Linked DNA regions of Homo sapiens: region 1 is linked to region 2. Evidence: chromatin contacts called from ENCODE Hi-C or POLR2A ChIA-PET data. All regions are on one chromosome and are shown on one strand. Each heading gives the region's core, a stretch centred on a gene start or an enhancer-like site at or near the end of the contact. The rest is flanking DNA. Distances are from core to core; before and after follow the strand shown. Region 1 overlaps CPAMD8 (C3 and PZP like alpha-2-macroglobulin domain containing 8). Region 2 overlaps CPAMD8 (C3 and PZP like alpha-2-macroglobulin domain containing 8).

Evidence for each region. Hi-C counts contacts between places; a loop is a spot of excess contacts on that map. ChIA-PET counts read pairs that join two places held with the same protein, here RNA polymerase II (POLR2A).
Region 1: a loop to region 2 is called in a map with no recorded cell type, with 2.0 times the contacts of the local background. The contact joins two enhancer-like sites. A Hi-C loop is called at or near these places in 1 of 168 maps with a recorded cell type or tissue (breast epithelium) and 1 of 37 single-sample maps with no recorded cell type. POLR2A ChIA-PET finds 5 or more read pairs at or near these places in 1 of 52 experiments (PC-9).

Annotation. Positions count from the first base shown.
Region 1 is chr19:17,017,138-17,022,338 of GRCh38, reverse strand. CPAMD8 (C3 and PZP like alpha-2-macroglobulin domain containing 8) reads left to right here. Exons shown (of 42, transcript NM_015692.5): 2 at 158-309; 3 at 1,986-2,008. Among named protein-coding and RNA genes, the nearest start is that of CPAMD8, 7.1 kb to the left of the region's middle. Within about 2 kb of position 1,380, at least 4 of the 41 ENCODE cell types and tissues checked have a DNase peak (open chromatin) inside an H3K27ac peak, as active enhancers do; they include PC-9, where a contact is called at or near this core.
Region 2 is chr19:16,918,159-16,923,186 of GRCh38, reverse strand. It overlaps CPAMD8 (C3 and PZP like alpha-2-macroglobulin domain containing 8), which reads left to right. Exons shown (of 42, transcript NM_015692.5): 27 at 1,201-1,282. Among named protein-coding and RNA genes, the nearest start is that of F2RL3, 32 kb to the right of the region's middle. Within about 2 kb of position 2,251, at least 3 of the 41 ENCODE cell types and tissues checked have a DNase peak (open chromatin) inside an H3K27ac peak, as active enhancers do; they include PC-9, where a contact is called at or near this core.

The DNA of each region.
Region 1 (5,201 bases), core at 131-2,630, 100 kb before region 2:
CTGATGGGGGGGCACAGACTCCTAGAGCATCAATGCCAGCCAGGTGTGGTCAGCAAAAGGCAGGAGTCTGCTGCGAGGAGAGCCCTGACCTAGCTGTGGTGGCAGCGAGACCAGGGGTCTGGGGTGAGAACTTCACCTCGGATCTCCTTTCCTGCAGGGGTTACTTGATTGCAGCTCCCTCTGTTTTTCGCGCGGGCGTGGAGGAAGTCATCAGCGTGACCATCTTTAACTCTCCAAGGGAAGTCACGGTCCAGGCTCAGCTGGTGGCCCAGGGTGAGCCGGTGGTGCAGAGCCAGGGAGCCATCCTGGGTAGGTCCCTTGGGTGCCAGACCAGGACTTCCCCTTCTTTTGCAAAGTGGAGCCACTTGCTGGCCTTCAGGGCTGGGGCAGTGTGGGTGTTGCTTTGCTTCCCTTCTGCCCTAAATCCCCAGGGGCATGGGAGGGAGGGAGGGAAGACAGGTTGCATTCTCCTCATTCTACAGATGGAGAGAGAGTAAAGCCCAGGATGGGCAGCTCAGCTCATGGGTCCTCAGCAGCCCTGGTTCTGTGGGTGCAGATCTGGGCAGAGCACGGGCACCCACCTGTGTCAGCTTTGACCAGAGGTGGGACAGGGGACCTGAAGGAGATCACATGACCCCCCTCTGACCTTTTGTTGGGTTTCCAGCACACCTGAACCATTAGACTCAGACCTGGGCTCACAGGCCTGTTACTAAGTGCAGCTCAGGCCCTCAGCCAGTCTCTCCCCTTCACTCCTTGGTCAAATGCAGACAGCAACAGCCTCAGCCTCCTGGTCAAGATAGTGAATGCAGATCCCTGGCTCAGAAAGCTGTAATCTCCCAGGGGAGGTAGACTCATTCCTCATGCCGAGAATGATGTAGCCACAGGAGACACAGAGAAGGCCAGGGGCTCCAAGGCCAGTGAAGCAGCACTTGTCTCTTAGGGAGGTGTGGCCAGAGAAGGTGGAAATGTGGAAGCTTCTAGAACCTTCTAGAAGCCCTTCTAGTCCTAGAAGAACCAGGCACTCCTGACTTGGGTGGCTAGCCAACTGAAACCCAACCCAGTTGGCTTCTGCAACAGTTTGTGGTCTCTCATACCTAGAAAGAAAGTCCACTGGTATTGCTGGCCAGCTTCTCCCCCTACCTCTTGATGCAACCAGGTCTCTCCTTAAGATCAGGGGAAGCACCAGTCTCCCAAGATGGCTGGATAAAGTCCCAGGATTCCCTCTGATTGGCCTATCTTGGTTCATGTGCTCAACCCTGAGCCAATCACTATGACCAGAGGGGAAGGCCTATGCTGATTGGTTCATTTTGGGTCATGTGCTCAGCCCTGAACCAATCACTGTGACCAGGGGGAAGGCCTATGCAGATTGGCTCAGAGTCCCAGGAAGGTGGATGGAGAGCTTGGGAGCCACGTGCGTTGTGTGCTGGGCAGATAGCTTGTCCAAGGAAATTGAGGATCTGTTAGCAGGAAATGGGATAATGGTTGCTGGGAGGCAAAAATAATAGATACCTAATTGAGTCCTGGAGGCCAGAAACCTAGTACAGTAGCACAAATGATTTAGTGTGGGTAGCAGAGAGAGGTGATGGGAGAACAGTCAGGTCCACTGGGGACCTCAGTCCCCTCTTCTTTCTCTCCACCCTTCTCCTTGTTCCTCTCCCCTGGTGTTTTCCCATTACTCCCCTCACAGCTTAGTTTGGACAGGAGCCAGGGGTGAAGTAAATCAAGTACTTAGGCAGGCCAGCTTTGCCCTGAATAGCTCAGCTTTGTCCATTCCCTCTGGCCTTCAGCTTGTGCCAGCTTGGAGGAAACCTCTGGCTTCTGCCAGTCCTAGCCTGGCCCAGTCCAGGCCAGCATGACCCAGGGTGTGTTTGTCCACATGAAACCCCTTTGGGTTAAGAAAGTTTGTGGTTTGTGAGGCTGCAGCTCAGGGAGGCAGGGCAACACAGCTCTTGATTTAACTTTTTTCATTTTATTTTCATTTTTAGATAAAGGGACAATCAAACTCAAGGTAAGCCGTTGATTTTTAAAATCATAAACCTGACCTTGGAAATAAAGAATTGAATTGGGCCAGGCGTGGTGGCTCACACATGTAATCCCAGCACTTTGGAAGGCCGAGGTGGGTGGATCACCTGAGGTCAGGAGTTCGAGATCAGCCTGGGCAACATGGTGAAACCGCATCTCTACTAAAAATACAAAATTAGCCAGGCGTGGTGGCACATGCCTGTAATCCCAGCTACTCGGGAGGCTGAGGCAGGAGAATCGCTTGAACCTGGGAGGCGGAGGATGCTGTGAGCCGAGATTGCACCATTGCACTCCAGCCTGGGCAACAAGAGTAAATCTCCGTCTCACCAAAAAAAAAAAAAAAAAGAAAAGAAAAAAAAAAAAGAATTGAATTGGGATGGAATAAGAGAAATTGCATGTGTTGTGAGAAAAATCATTTTTAAAAAAGAGATGTAAAAAATGAATAATGAGGCTGGGTGCCATGCTCACATCTGTAATCCCAGCACTTTGCGAGGCTGAGGTGGGTTGATCTCTGGAGCCCAGGAATTCAAGGCCAGCCTGGAAAACATGGTAAAATCCTGTCTCTACAAAAAAAAAAAATACAAAAATTATCCATTAGCTAGGCATGGTGGTTCACGCCTGTTCTCACAACCACTTGGGAGGCTGAGGTAGGAGGATCGCTTGAGACTGGGAGGTTGAGGCTGCAGTGAACTATGATCGCACCACTGCACTCCAGCCTGGGCAACAGAGTGAGGCCCTATTTAAAAAAAAATGAGAGAATAATGAAATTTAGAAAAGGAGAAATCCACCGATAATCCAGTTTTCATACTTTTCACTTTTTCATGTTTTCCACACATTCTTGTTCATGCACATACATTTTCTTTTCATAGTTTCAGTTAAAGGACACACACCACTGGCCGGGCGCAGTGGCTCATGCCTGTAATCCTAGCACTCTGGGAGGCCGAGGAGGGTGGATCACCTGAGGTCAGGAATTTGAGACCAGCCTGGTCAACATGGCAAAACCCCATCTCTACTAAAAATACAAAAGTTAACTGGGCATGGTGGCGCACACCTGTAATCCCAGCTACTCGGGGGCTGAGGCAGGAGAATTGCCTCAACCCATGGGACGGAGGTTGCAGTGAGCCAAGATCTCACCACTTCACTCCAGCCTGGGCAACAGAGTGAAACTCCGTCTCAAAAAACAAAACAAAACAAAACATAACAAAAGAAAACAAAACACCGTGGTGTTTCCTAGTCCCTCTTATCACACTGTTGTAAACAACTTCCATGTTTCCAAGTCTCTGTAATTGGAATTTCCATTTCATTGTAAGCAGCATCCTATTGCACCCCTCTTAAATATCAGTTTGCTAAGCCCCCAGCTAGATTTTTTCTAGATTGTTTCAGTGGTTTTTTTTTTCTTTTTTTTTTTTGAGATGAAGTCTCACTCTGTCTCCCAGGCTGGAGTGCAATGGTACAATCTCAGCTCACTGCAACCTCTGACCCTGGTTTCAAGCGATTCTCGTGCCCCAGCCTCCCAAGTAGCTGGGACCTCAGGCATGCACCATCAAGACTGGCTAATTTTGTGTGTGTGTGTGTGTGTGTGTGTGTGTGTGTGTGTGTATTTTTAGTAGAGATGGGGTTTTACCATGTTGGCCAGACTGGTCTGAAACTCCTGACCTCAAGTGATCCACCCACCTTGGCCTCCCAAAGTGCTGAGATTACAGGCATGAGCCACCCTGCCTGGGCTGTTTTCAGTGTTTTGATACTGTAATCCTTAAGTCGCCAGAATGTTTGTATGTAAAGCCATATTAGCATTCTGGATGCCTTCTTTAGGCTAAACAGCCAAATTGAAGAATTACCAGCAGGACCCAAGCCTCTCACTGGGTCTTGCTGTGTCCTGGAATACACAGCAGTACCTGTTCATGGAACCACCTGCAGTACATTAGGGATCAGATTTCTCCACTGCCTCTCAGACATTGAATATTGTTATTTTTAAATTATTATATGTACCAAACTATGTAAATAATTTTATGACATGGGTTTTCAAACTGGAGTCCTTGGATTTCAGATATTATGTAAGCCCTGGAATTGCGGCATTTGGGGGGTTAGCTATTCCTTAACTTTTACCACATGCTCAAAGGAGTCTACGAATGAATGGGCTAAATTGAGAATTATTTTAAATTATAAGGCGCCCATCTCCATTGATCAGAATGGAGGCTGAGATAGTTCCTTTTGTATGAGGTATACCACTAGTGCCTATTTGCTGCAGGACAGTGGTCTTCCTGCCTTACTTTTTTTTTTTTTTTTTAAGCAGTCTTGCTTTTTCTCCCAGGCTGGAGTGCAGTGATGCAATCTTGGCTCACTGCAACCTCCGCTTCCTGGGTTCAAGTGATTCTCCTGCCTCAGCCTCCCCAGTAGCTGGGATTACAGGTGTGCACCACCGTGCCCAGCTAATTTTTTTGTATTTTTAATAGAGATGGGGTTTCATCATGTTGGCCAGGCTGGTCTCAAACTCCTGACCTCAGTTGATCTGCCCACCTCAGCCCTCCCAAAGTGTTGGGATTACAGGCGTGAGCCACAGCACCTGGCCCCTCCATTACATTTGATGATAGAACCCTTTCTCTAAGGCAGCAGTTCTCACTCAAGGGGGCTTTTGCCCTACAGGGCACATTTCGTAAAGTTTGGAGACATTTTTGGTTGTCACAGCTGGGTTGGGGCTGGGCGGTGCCAGGTGCTACTGGCATCTGGTGGGTGGAGGCCACAGCTGCAACTCAACATCTTACAATGCGCAGGATCCCTTACAGCAAAGAAGGATGTGGCCCCAGAAGTCCACATTCAGGAAACCCTGAACCAAAACCCTAGAGCAGCAGTCCCCAACCTTTTTGGCACCAGGGACCAGTTTCATGGAAGACAGTTTTTTCCACGGACCAGGGAGCAGAAGAAATGGTTTCAGGATGATTCAAGGGCATTCCATTTATTGTGTGCTTTATTTCTATTATTATTACACTGTAATATATAACGAAATAATGATATAACTCACCATAACTGAAGAAACAGTGCAAGCCCTGAGCTTGTTTTCCTTCAACTAGATGGTCCCACCTGGGGGTGATGTGAGACAGTAACAGATCATCAGGCATTAGATTGTCATAAAGAGCATGCAATCTAGACCCCTCCCATGCACAGTTCACAATAGGGTTCAC
Region 2 (5,028 bases), core at 1,002-3,501:
ACCACACTCCCAGCCCAGCCTTGGAGGCCCTGTGGCCCACCGGCCTCTCACCTCACCCCCTCGTTCCCTGCTCCGTTCCCTGTCCCCGGCACCACCAGTTCTCTGAGCTTCCCAAGCTCTCGCCCCAGCAGTTGGAGCAGCCCCCACGCCTGGGGACAGAGGGCTGTGGGGGACAGAGGGCGCTGCCCCAAGATGGTGGTTTTGCTGACCTCCTGGGAGTGACCGAAGGCCAGTGTGTGACCAGTAGTCACGAAGGGGCAATGTCAGTAAACAAGATGAATGAGTTGGAGGTTACAGCCACCCTAGATGTAGTGTGGGGCAGTTTCAAGGACCTCAGATGTGGTGTGAGGTAGTTCCAGGGATCCCCGATGTGATGTGGAGCAGTTTCAGGGACCCCCAATGTGGTATAGGGTAGTTTCAAGGACCCCAGATGTGGTGTGGAGCAGTTTCAGGAACCCCAGATGTGTGGAGCAGTTTCAGAGACCCCAGATGTGGTGTGGGGCAGTTCCAGGGACCTCAGATGTAGTGTGGAGCAGTTCCAGGGACTCCACATGTGGTATGAGGCAGTTTCAAGAACTCTAGATGTGATGTGGAGCAGTTTCGGGGACCCCAGATGTGCTGTGGGTATGGGGCAGTTTCAAGAACCCCAGATGTGGTGTGGAGCAGTTTCAGGGACCCCAGATGTAGTGTGGGGCAGTTTCAGGGACCCCAGGTGTGGTGTGGAGCAGTTCCAGGGACTCCAGATGTGGAATGAGACAGTTTCAAGAACCCTAGATGTGATGTGGGGCAGTTTCAGGGACCCCAGATGTGGTGCGCTGCGGTTCCAGGGACTCCAGATGTAGTATGAGGCAGTTTCAAGAACCCCAGATGTGGTGTGGGGCAGTTTCAGGGACCCCAGATGTGACACAGGGCAGTTTCAGTGAGCCCAGATGTGGTGTGGAGCAGTTTTAGGGACTCCAAATGTGGTATAAAGCAGTTTCAAGAACCCCACATGTGGTATGGGGCAGTTTCAGGGACCCCAGATGTGAGTGTATGGCAGTTTCAAGGACTCCAGATGTGATTCGAGGCAATTCCAGGGACCCCACATGTGGTGTGGCTTCGGAGATCCGGGGTAGGGGACGGCAGAGTGGTGTAGGTCCCTGGGGGCGGGCCTGGGCCAGGCCACTCAACAGGACAGGGTCCTCTCTGCTTGCCCCACAGGCTACCAGCGCCAGCTGACCTACAAGCGCCAGGATGGCTCCTACAGCGCGTTTGGGGAGCGGGACGCATCGGGGAGCATGTGGTGAGTCCCCACCGCCCTGGGCATTGCCTCTGAGGCTCCCCGCCCGACGCCATGGCCTCACATCCAATGCAGTGTGACCAGATCACTTGGCGCCTGATCCCCGGATGACAGGGAACACAGCTGGGAAGTAAAGACTGTGGTGGTCCCAGCTCCAGAGATGGAGGTTGGGGCTTGGGGCCAGTGCAGAGCTGGTGATCGTAACCATTCCTGTTTCTGCTGCTGTTACCACAGTGAGCAAGACTCCATGCCCTGCTCTCTGGCCCCTTGGGAGTGAGCCCTGGATGCCCTGGGCTTCCTCAAGCTCCCAGGACTCAGGAATAGCGGTGACTGGAGCAGGAGGAGATGGCAGGGCAGAGGGGTCAGAGGCCAGACCAGCACCTTGAGGCTGGGGTGTGCTGTGTGCAGGAGCAGCCTGGGATCTTGTTTCTGTGGTAACTGCAGGGAGGAGACCAGGGCAGGGAGGGCCCCTGGGAGGCCGGGCACACCTGGGTCTTGTTTTCCTGATATCCTCAGGCTATTGCAGTTCTTGGCATCATCATGGGGTTCACCTGAGACTGTGAGTCACTTTCCAACTCCTGTACCCATCGCCGGACTCCTTCTCGGAGATTGCCACCCTGGTAGTGCCGACAGCAGCTGTGAGCGTGGAAACTGCCCTGTCTTTAGTCCAACAGAGTGTCCACTGCACAGTCACAGTGCCAGGATCCCAGGGAGTGGGGACATGTGGCTGAGTACTTCCTGCCATGGGCAGCATCACTTACCTAGCTCCAGAGGGGCCCAGGGTTGGCGACTCACCCAGCCTCCCCCAGCCCCAGGAGCTCATCCACACTGTCCCAGCTCTAGTCCCAGGGCCCTGCCTTGCCGACAGCTGATAACGCAAGGCCCCAATCACGTCTTAGCAAGCAGAGGCCCCGCCCACCCCAGGGACAGCTAAAGCCACTGAGTCACTCTCCAAAAGCTGGCTGAGCCCCAGCAGCCCCTAGGAGGCCTCCACCAGCCAGGATTAGCAAGTTGTGACGCATTGGACCTTTTTTTTTTTTTTTTTTTTTTTTGAGATAGAGTCTAACTCTGTTCCCCAGGCTGGAGTGCAGTGGTGCAATCTTGGGTCACTGCAACCTCCATCTCCTAGGTTCAAGCAATTCTCCTGCCTCAGCCTCCTGAGTAGCTAGGATTACAGGTGTGCACCATCATGCCCAGCTAATTTTTGTATTTTTAGTAGGGACGGGGTTTCACCATGTTGGCCAGGCTGGTCTCAAACTCCTGACCTCAGATGATCCGCCTGCCTTGGCCTCCTAAAGTGCTGGGATTACAGGCGTGAGCCACCGTGCCCGGCCTAGACACTCAGTGTGCACACACCTCCTCAGCATCTTCCGGGGATTAAACTCTCAGCATGAGCAAGAAAAATCAAATTTCCTTTTTGTTTTTTTTGAGACGGAGTCTCGCTCTGTCACCCAGGCTGGAGTGCAGTGGCGCCATCTCGGCACACTGCAAGCTCCGCCCCCTGGGTTCACGCCATTCTCCTGCCTCAGCCTCCCGAGTAGCTGGGAATACAGGCGCCCGCCACCACGCCTGGCTACTTTTTTTGTATTTTTAATAGAGACGGGGTTTCACCGTGTTAGCCAGGATGGTCTCGATCTTCTGACCTTGTGATCCGCCCGCCTCGGCCTCCCAAAGTGCTGGGATTACAGGCGTGAGCCACCGCGCATGGCTGAAAAATCAAATTTCACTGTGTGCATGGAAGTCAGCAGCTTCCAGGTCCCCTCTCACCTCCTGAAACATTCCTGTTGGTCTCCAAACATGGACGTCTTCCTGGGGACCCTGTAGGACAAGGAGGCAGTGAGCGCAGGGCAGTGGCAGCAGCACCCACCCCGAAGCTGGACAAACCTCAGCTCTGTCTCATGTGAGCTGTGTGGCCTTAGACCCGATGATCAACCTCTCTGAGCCTGTTTCCTTACCACACATCCCTCTAAGAACCTGGATCCATGGGATAAGCATGTGGTACACTCAGTGCAGTGCCGTCCTGTTAGCACCTCCCCTAACTACTTACCATAAGGCTCCAAGATCCTGCCAGGGAGCCTGAAAACTTGGGATCTGTTCTAGATGGGTTCCCTTATACTCAACGCACATTCATTCATTTATTCATTGAGTGAGCTAGGCTCTGGTCTTCATCCTGGGGGAAAAAGGAACACATGGTTCCTACCTCCAGGTCCTCGCTGCCCAGTGCAGGAGAAAGACCCTGTGAGAGATGCAATAGTTATCCACTGCTGTGTAACAAGTGACCCCAAATGTAGCCATTTAAAACAACAAACGTATTATCTCTATTTATTATGTATTAATTCTTATGGATCAGGAATTCAGGAGCAGCTTAGCTGGGTGTTTCTGCCTGGGGATCTTTGCTGAGGTTGCAGTCAAGGTGTTGGCTGTTGCTGTCTTCATCTGAAGGCTCTACTGGGGCTGGAAGATTTGTTTCCAAATTGGCTCCCTCACATGGCTGTTGGCAGGAGGCCTCAGTTGCTCACCACATGGACTTCTCCATAGGGACTACTTGAGTGTTCTTACAACATGGCGGCTGGCTTCCTCTCACAGTGAGCAATTCAAGAGAGAAAGCGGGAAGGATGCCATAGCGCCTTTTGTTACTTGGTCTTACAAGTCAGGCTGTTACTTCTGCCTCATTCTATTCTATTCCTTTTTTTTTTTCTTTTTTTGAGATGGGGTCTCACCCTATCACCCAAGCTGGAGTTCAGTGGTATAATCTCGGCTCACTGCAACCTCCACCTCCTGGGTTCAAGCAATTCTCCTGCCTCAGCCTCCTGAGTAGCTGGGACTATAGGCACCTGCCACCATGCCTGGCTAATTTTTGTATTTTTAATAGAGACAGGATTTCACCATGTTGCCCAGGCTGGTCTCGAATTCCTGACCTCAGGTGATCTGCCCACCTCAGCCTCCCAAAGTGCTGAGATTACAGGTGTGAGCCACCGTGCCTGGGCTCCAAGATGCTTTTAGTGCCAACCTCATGCTCAAGGGAAATGTTCATTGGAGCATTTCAGATTTTTTGCATTTGGGATGCCCAAGTATACAGGTAGCCCTCCGTATCTGTGAGTTCCACAGGATTCAATCAACTACAGATCGAAACTATTCAGAAAAAAAAAAAAAAAAAAAAGTCTGGGTGTGATGGCACGTGCCTGTCATCCCTGCACTTTGGGGAAGCTGAATCGGGAAGATTGTTTGAGGCCAGGAGTCGGAGACCAGCCTGAGAAACATGGCAAGACCTCATCTCGGCAAAAATGTTAAAAATAAGCTGGGCGTGGTGGTACATGCCTTAGTCCCAACTACTGGGGAGGCTGAGGTGGGAGGATCCCTTGAGCCCAGAAGTTCAAGGCTGCAGTGAGCTATGATTGTGCCACTGCACTCCAGCCTGGGTGACAGAGCAAAACTCCATCTCTTAAAAAAAAAAAAAAAAAAAAAGTTTTAAAAATTCCACAAAGTTCCAAAAACGAAAAGTTGAATTTGCTGCATGCTGAGTACAATATTGAATTCATGCAAATGAAGTGACATGTGGGCATTGTATTAGGTGTTCTAAGTAATCAAGACATGCTTTAAAGTACACAGGAGGGGCCGGGCGCTGTGGCTCACGCTTGGAATCCCAGCACTTTGGGAGGCCAAGGTAGGCGGATCACCTGAGGTCAGGAGTTCGAGACCAGCCTGGCCAACATGGCGAAACCCCGTCTCTACTCAAAATACTAAAATTA